Regions from separate parts of the Mus musculus genome. Here regions 2 and 3 are each linked to region 1. A link is a loop called in an ENCODE intact Hi-C map of the cell type or tissue named here. Cell type or tissue: left cerebral cortex. All regions are shown on one strand.

Region 1 (2,500 bases):
TCCCCTCCCTCGGACCCCTCCCCGCTCAGTCCCTCCCTCCGCCCGCGGCTCGGCTCGCGGGAGGCGCTGGGCGCCGGGGCTGGCGCGCTCTCCCGGGCGCACACACAGATCCACGCACGCACGCCCAGAGCAGCTGTCTCCGCCGTGGCCGGCGCTCCTCTCGCCCATGCGGACAGACAGAGCTCAGGAAGATGGCTGACGACTCCTTCGGGCCCCGAGGATGCAGCCCGGCGGCGGCGGGAGCGGGAGCGGCGGCGGCGGCACCGGCAGCGGCGGCAGCAGGAGCGGCGGCGGCGACGGTAGGAGCGGCGGCGGCGGCATCCCCGAGACTCCCCGGGCTACCCTTCCCCGTGACGGCCACTGACGGTCTCCGCCGCTAGAAGAGACCCCGCTCCTCCCTCGCCTGTTCCACCCCCACCCCCAGCCCCGGACCCGCTAGCACCGCTACCTCCGCCAGCGTTGCCACCATCAGCACCACCTCCACCTCCGCCACCGCCACCGCCACCACCACCACCGCCGGCGGCGGCAGCAGCCATTTCATCTCCACAGAAACCAGACACAAAAACATGGCAGAAATGGAGAAAGAAGGGAGACCTCCGGAAAATAAAAGAAGCCGGAAACCCGCTCACCCTGTGAAGAGGGAGATCAACGAGGAGATGAAGGTATTTTCGGACTCGGAGGCCGGGGAGACCGAGCTCTTTATTCCGTCCGCTCCCTTCGGGCTGTTGTGTAGGCTGCGGGGGGGGGGGGGGGGGACAGGGGCGCGCTTGTCAGTTTCTGCTGGGTCCCTGGGACGCCTCAGCTCCCCCTCCAGGTGCAAAACCGAGGCCAACTCATGGGCTGCATCTCCGAAGTCTGCCAACCTCAGATTTGATGGGGGCGAGGGGGGGGGGATACTATTTAACCTCACAAACCCTAGACTGGTACAGATGTTGCCGGGCGAGGGCACTGAACCCCAGTGGCGAGTGAGCATGGTGCAGTGGCTTTCCTGATGGTCGGTGTAGTATTTCTCCCTTTTTCGGAAATGAATCTCCGGACCCCTCCAAAGTTAAGAGCTGCCGGACCGGGGCACCCGGGATACCTGGATTCCACCCCTCTTCCCGGTCCATCCCCAGGCTCGGTGATCCCGCTTTGCTCCAACTCGCCGGCTGCGGCGGTGTAGCTGTCAGTGGCGGAGGCTTGGGCCGGAGCGGCGCGGGTCAGGGACGCTGCAGCCAGCGGGCTCGCCTCGCCGTCCCCGGCCGCTCCTCTCTGCTTCTGCCCCGGGTCTCCCGCTCGCCTCTGCACGCCTCACTTTCCAGTTAGCAGACCCGGCAAGCCCGGCTGAAAGCCAGCTGTCTGAGGGGCGGCCTCCGCTGCCGCCTGCCCATTGTTCGCGAAGGCCAGCCCCGAGTCCTCTCTGCGAGGCCGGGCGCCCTGCCAGGCCAGCGGTGCTCCAGAGGTGGCGAGCGCAGCCTCCTGGCGCTCCAGCTGTTCGCGTAGAAACCCAAGAACACGGCTCAGCCTGGACTCTTCTGTCACCCCCACTTCTTTATTTTCCTCAAAGTTGTGTGTTTTGCCTGGCGAGGATTTTATCTTGTGTGTGCATTATGAGTTTCTTGATTTGAAAAAGAAATCACTTTACGTACATAGATTTGTTTCTATGATATTAAAATATGTAAGGCTTGTTTTTCGCGTTTCTTGGCGTTCTCCACTTCTGTCTGCATGGAATCTTCAATACAGTCAGGTGACTTGGTCAGCTTTGGTTAAGTTTGTATTTGAAAGGCAAACTGGTTAAAATGGTATGGGACTAATTCACTGTTATTGCGGCTTGGGCATCTTCTTGGTTATAGCAAGCGTATTTGGTGAGGGTGCTGCGAGAAAGCCCACGTTTAGAAGGGGCAAACAGACACACATCTTAGGTGTTTGTGAAACTAGGTGTATGTTCCTAGCTTTGCCTCTCTCCCGGGAGTTTTACTTGTATTCCACGCTTTGGAAGTAGGGCTTTTATTTTGGGAGGAGGTGGTGGTGGTGAAGAATTTAGTGTCTGGAAGCAGGAGTTATCCGTCTGGGAAAGTTAGGAAGCTTTGCCTTGGAAATTAATACCATTCCCTGTAACAGAAACCACTATTGATTCTAATGATAGACAGTTTATAAAAGAAAAAGAAAAGAAAGAGATCTGTAAAAGTTGTTTTCTCTTCAAGAGGCAGAGTGTGTTCTGCAGTTCTGGCCCCTCCCTCCTGTCTTGCGTTTCTACATTACTTTTCCGTGTCGTTTTTAAATGGAGAGTGGGGGACGACCAGAGAAGGCCACCAGGCAACCACAGCTAGCTCTGGCCCTTTAAGATGCTGCCTAATGCCCTCTATATGGATGGCAGCTTTTAAGTTTCATAGGTTCTAGAATTACAAATTAGCTAATTTTAATCAAAACATGTGAAATGTTATCCCGGCTGGATATAAAGGCTGACTGTGCTCAATGCTTGGGGCTGGTGCTGTTGGCTTTGGCTGCAGGCACTCCGTGG
Region 2 (2,500 bases), 69 kb after region 1:
CTCCACACAGTCAAAGGTTATCTGTTTATCAAAGGGCCATCCTTCTGTACACCTCTGCCACCCCACCCCTCAACAAACTTACCTGGGAACATGCGATATGCACAGTGGTTGCAATTTCTATTAATCTCTGACACTTGCTAGAGACGCTCTCAATCATACCTGAGAGCCACGTGCCCAAACACAATTTGTAGGTATCCAATGGGTTAGTAGTATGGTTTCCACACATGTGTGAACCTGACTGGCAAGATGGCCTGAATTGATTATATATCTCCAATGCTTTAGTTTGTGCCTGAGAAATGTGGTACAACCTTGTCTGTAAGCCTTGACTCCAAGACAGGAGAGACATTCATGAAGAGAGGCCGCATGGAAGAAGCAGCCAGCTTGTACAGATGTTTCAACAGCTCTAGACACTGAGTTGGTTTGAACTTTCCCTCTTCCTGGGTGAAAGAACCTGGTCAGGTCTTGAAACAGATGTGTGCTTCTGGCAATTGTGAAAATCAGCTGGCTGATAAGAGAGAGCCATGTGGTCATTTAGAAAGCTGTGGCCCAGTGTATTATATAATAATTCTCAGAGGAAATTAATCGATATCATGTCATCATAGCACTAATAATAAGAATATCTATCCACTTGAATCACATTTTATCATTCATGAAACATTGCATTTGGTGTGTGCATCTTGTGTACATGACTTTGTTGGCTCACATGTCTCGTTTGTGAATGAAATAGATATCAATGAAAAGCTAAAACTGAGTTATGGAAAACATTTTTCCTATATTAGCATCTTTTTCTTTTGAAGTCAACAGAAGAATGAACACATAGAACTTTACGTGCATAAGTAAAATTATTGAACACTTCTGGGAGACAAAAATGTATCTCATCTATGTGCTTGAAGTAAATAGCTAATACGAAGTATTAGTGATTCTATAAACTGTAGAGTTAGTTTATACAAACAGAAATTTATTCCGTTACCTAGGAGTATAATTTTTCTCTATTAAAATTATGGAAGATGTAGCCATATAAAAATAGTTAACATATTGTTTTGAGAGTGGCAAAATGAAGCATACCAGGCTTGGTCAAAATAAGCCAAGCATTAAGAAAATTATCACAAAGTACTGTAGTGAGTGGATGCTGAGTACCAAGTGGGAGGTTAGAAGGAGGTTTGACTGTTCTTACACACTTGCTTAGTCATGTCTTTCATACCATGCATTGCCCAGAGCTGCCAGCTCTCTCGGCTCTGGCAATGGAGATGCTCGGAGGGGTGGGGCTGATGATGATGAGGGCAGCCACTCCCACATCCTCCCTTTATCGTCTCACCAAGGAGGGATGCAAAAGTGACTGCATAATTTATGGATTATTTCTCCTTTATTTCTGCCTCTATCCTCCATGTTCTATTGATGTATTGTATGGACACAGAAATGCAGAAATGTAAGCATTTTAGCCTTGGGATGTTGATTTACAAGATCAATTCTGACATCCTTCCATGGCTGGAACACTGTAAAAGACAGTCACACAGTTGACTTCTCCAAAGCCTGTGGTTCTAGGAAACAGTAGCTGCTGATACTGAGTTTTATCCCTTTCATTTGATCTTCCTGGCAAACCTTGGTCCCGAGGACTTACCGACACGCTCAGATTGTCAGAGAAATCAGCTCGAGATGAGTGACAATGAACTACTTTGGAAATGACTTTGTGTCTGTGTTTTCATAAAGATGGAGTTCCTTGGTAGCCAGGGGGCAGGGCGGCTTGCAGCTGCTGCCTCATAGCCTTCTCTTAAATCCTGCGAAGGAGGCAGGTACAATACATTAATAAATGAAATGGAATTAATAAGTAAAACTGCAGAAGGCCAGGGTTAGCCCTAGCATGCCAATTCACGACACTCTGGGGAGATAAAGAGAAAAATCAAAAGTTCCCTTGGCAATCGTAAAAATGAGCAAAGGGACCAAAGGGGGGAAAAAAGGAAGAAGAAGAAAAAAAAAAAACGGAGCATCATCTGATTGTCTTCAATCAATAGCTCCTCAGCAGCCTCCATTGCCCCATACGCTCAGCTGCTTTTGTTTTTGTAGCACATGGCTTTTACGGAATAGCATGTATTTTTATGGATACGTACTTTCCATTGTCTGTGTTTCTTATTATCATAAACTCCCAGAGCACAGCAGTTTTGTCTGTCTTGCGCACTGCTTCATCCCCAGTGTTTAAGGCTGTATCAACCACACAAGAGATTTTTGATAAGTATTCACTGAACGAATGAATTGAATTCATTTAAGGATAAATAGTCATTGAATGAATGATTAAACTCCGCTCAAAGTAAATGAGGAGCTGAATAAACTGGGTCTGGCGGTTTGAAATAAGAGGCATTAAAGGGAATGTTAATTTGCTTACCAAATTAGATTAGTTGAAGGCTTAAAGAAAGGAAAACGAAAACCTTAGGTGTTTCTTCCCTGTGAACACCATAGGATCTCTGGAATGTTCTCTGGCCTGATCACACTGAGGAGGCCCCAGAAG
Region 3 (2,500 bases), 150 kb after region 1:
ACGAGCTGGAGTCGGTCAAGGAGAACAACTGCGCTTCCAACTGCCACCTGGACGGGGAAGCGACCAAAAAACTGATGGGGGAGGAAGCCCTGGCGGGGGGCGACAAGTCGGACCCGAACCTCAATAACCCCGCGGACGAGGACCACGCCTATGCTCTGCGGATGCTGCCCAAGACCGGCTGCGTGATCCAGCCTGTGCCAAAACCCGCGGAGAAGGCTGCCATGACGCCGTGCGTCATCTCCTCGCCCATGCTCAGCGCTGGCCCTGAGGACCTGGAGCCTCCGCTCAAAAGGAGGTGCCTCCGAATTAGAAACCAGAATAAGTAAAAAAATAAAAGGTTTGTATGTCCACCTGGGCGTTCCTCCAAGAGACAGCGCCCCTCACCTTGCTTGTTAGAGGCGGAGGTGAGATGCAGCCATCGTGTCACTTACCGCTTTCTCTGAGCACTCTGGGTGGCCAGGTACCATCAACGTTTTGATCCAATACCTATGACAGCTGGCAATGCTATTTAGTACACCATTAGCAGTTTACAGCCGAGAGACAGTTAAGAGCCAAGATCACTCAAGCCCTTGAACCTGAGTTGAAAGCACACTCTGTTTTGTGACACACTATTTTCTTCTTTTCGGGTTCATACCTAATTTATCCAACTGGAAAAGGAGGCATGGGAGGGACGATTACTTGAGGAATCTTACTGTTCAGTTAGGAGGTTGCAGAGCAGTATTGAAATGTCTGGGTAACCCATCAGTGGGCGAGCACCTAGAGCTGGTAGTCCATTTGGCAGATGACTCTTACTCTAGCTTCTCAAGATAACCATATCTGTGGGCTAAAATGAAAAACTAGCCTTACGGCCAACCTACCACGCCCCCCTTTCGGGTACTCAGTGGCTGAGCTGGTGAGTCTCACTTCTACGTGTAGACCTTAATGAAGTGGCAGGCATGTCTCTGTACCCTATGACTGCTGTACCCTACTTAATATCCAGTGAGCCAACAGTTCTGTGAGATGGCGGGGACCACACATGAACCACTGTAGCGACTCTTGCCAATCCTAGTGGAGTAGGCGTCCGGTAGCATACTACCAAGAAGGAAGCTGTGACTTGGAAATATTTGCTCAGTCAGAGCTTGTCGGTGGCGGACCCGGTGTTGACTTCAGGCCTGTCCATTCAATCGCAGAGGGTGAGCTCTCCCATCTATCCAAGCAGGCAACAAGCCAAAACATTGGTTTGTTATAATAAACATTGTTTATTAACCGATTACAGAAAGAAGAGAAATGGGTGTTCCTCCAGCATTTAACTTAGACACTGCTCCTTCCCTGGGCTGGGGACACACAGAAGAATGTGCAAAGTAGGTTGACTACGTCCTATGGTGGGGGGGGGGGACGAGGCCTGGGGGAGGGGAGGAGGACGAGTATCTTCACAGGGTATGCAGGCTCTTCTGGGTGTTTCCCCATAATATTTCTTTGGAGCTATCTCCAAAGAAACAGCTAGCTATCTTCATCCTCCTAGTGGAGAAATAGGATTGGGGAATTTGTCCAAGATTATCTAACTTGTGGGCAGAGTTTCGATTCAAATCCAAGTTGTGGAAGTCCAAAGCTTAATTTCCTTTTGAGCACCGTAGGAGAATCGTCTCACTAGTCCCTCTGTCACCACATTTACAAAAGGTCTCTTATCACCTTGAGGCAAAGTTTATAAAGCACAGCAATGAGCCTCCACTTACCAACTCGCCCGGTGTACACGATCCGAGCCCACCAACCTCTTGCTTTCATGGTGGGAACGTGAGCACTTGGCTTACAGCCAGAGTGGAAGCCCTGAACCAGAGCTAATGGCTAGTGTGAGAATCGTTTCTTGGCCACCATGGTTTGAGGTCTCCTTTCCTGCTGGTGGCTTTGCCAGTGGGGCCAGAACACCAGAGATGAGGCCACTCTTCTTTCCTCCTTTAGCCTACGATGCCTTCAGTCTGAAGGCAGTGGTCTTGGCCTTCTGGAAAGCATGCCAACTGAAAACACCCCAGATAATTTAATCTGCTTGACAATGCTTTGAGTGACCCCCCCAAAAGTGAGAACCTTTAGAAAGCACTGGGACTTGTCACTCACACACACACACACACACACACACACACACACACACTCAAGGAAGAATGGGAGGGTAAAAGATCTCATTGCCATTACTGTGCTAAGAGACCAGGACAGGAACAGTGACAGTCCCTATAAGTGTCTAAAGTATCTATTAAAAGCATAAGGTGTATGGATGGCTGTTTGGGTGACCTGTGCTTCTGAAAAAGTCATCCATCGGACAAGGGTAGTTTCCGTGGGTCAGCGTCACTACTAAAAATGTTAACTTGGCAATAGCCAAGTCTAGAAGATGCTGGTACCAAATAGCCTAATTCTTGTGATTGGAGAGTCCTTTTTATTGTGAGTTTCTCAAGAAATTATAGTTCTTTTTGAAAATCAGGCAAGGGTTTTGAGGGCTGCCGAGAGGAGGCAAGGCAAGGAATTTAAGGAGGGG

What was found. Hi-C counts contacts between places; a loop is a spot of excess contacts. Peaks named below come from ENCODE experiments on the same cell type or tissue, not always from the same donor. Only the 100,000 strongest peaks of a DNase experiment are listed, where the experiment ranks them.
Region 2: a loop joins it to region 1, with 2.4 times the contacts of the local background. A loop is called at or near these places in 3 of 42 quality-filtered maps.
Region 3: it touches region 1 in a loop (5-fold over the local background); 12 of 42 quality-filtered maps call a loop at or near these places.

The regions. Positions count from the first base shown.
Region 1 is chr10:43,172,138-43,174,637 of GRCm38, reverse strand. It overlaps Sobp (sine oculis binding protein), which reads left to right and starts at 108. Exons shown (of 7, transcript NM_175407.3): 1 at 108-662. The coding sequence starts at 567. In left cerebral cortex, a CTCF peak has its summit at 975; DNase peaks (open chromatin) are centred at 1,049, 1,348, 1,979, 2,321 and 2 more places; H3K4me3 peaks cover 2,500 bases; H3K27ac peaks cover 2,267 bases.
Region 2 is chr10:43,103,170-43,105,669 of GRCm38, reverse strand. The region is part of intron 4 of Sobp (sine oculis binding protein); the gene reads left to right. Among named protein-coding and RNA genes, the nearest start is that of Gm51799, 60 kb to the left of the region's middle. In left cerebral cortex, no CTCF peak of the experiment used is centred here; a DNase peak (open chromatin) is centred at 1,231.
Region 3 is chr10:43,018,819-43,021,318 of GRCm38, reverse strand. It overlaps Sobp (sine oculis binding protein), which reads left to right. Exons shown (of 7, transcript NM_175407.3): 6 at 1-337. The coding sequence ends at 326. Among named protein-coding and RNA genes, the nearest start is that of Gm47815, 15 kb to the left of the region's middle. In left cerebral cortex, CTCF peaks have their summits at 1,297 and 1,496; DNase peaks (open chromatin) are centred at 196, 798 and 984; H3K4me3 peaks cover 347 bases; H3K27ac peaks cover 497 bases.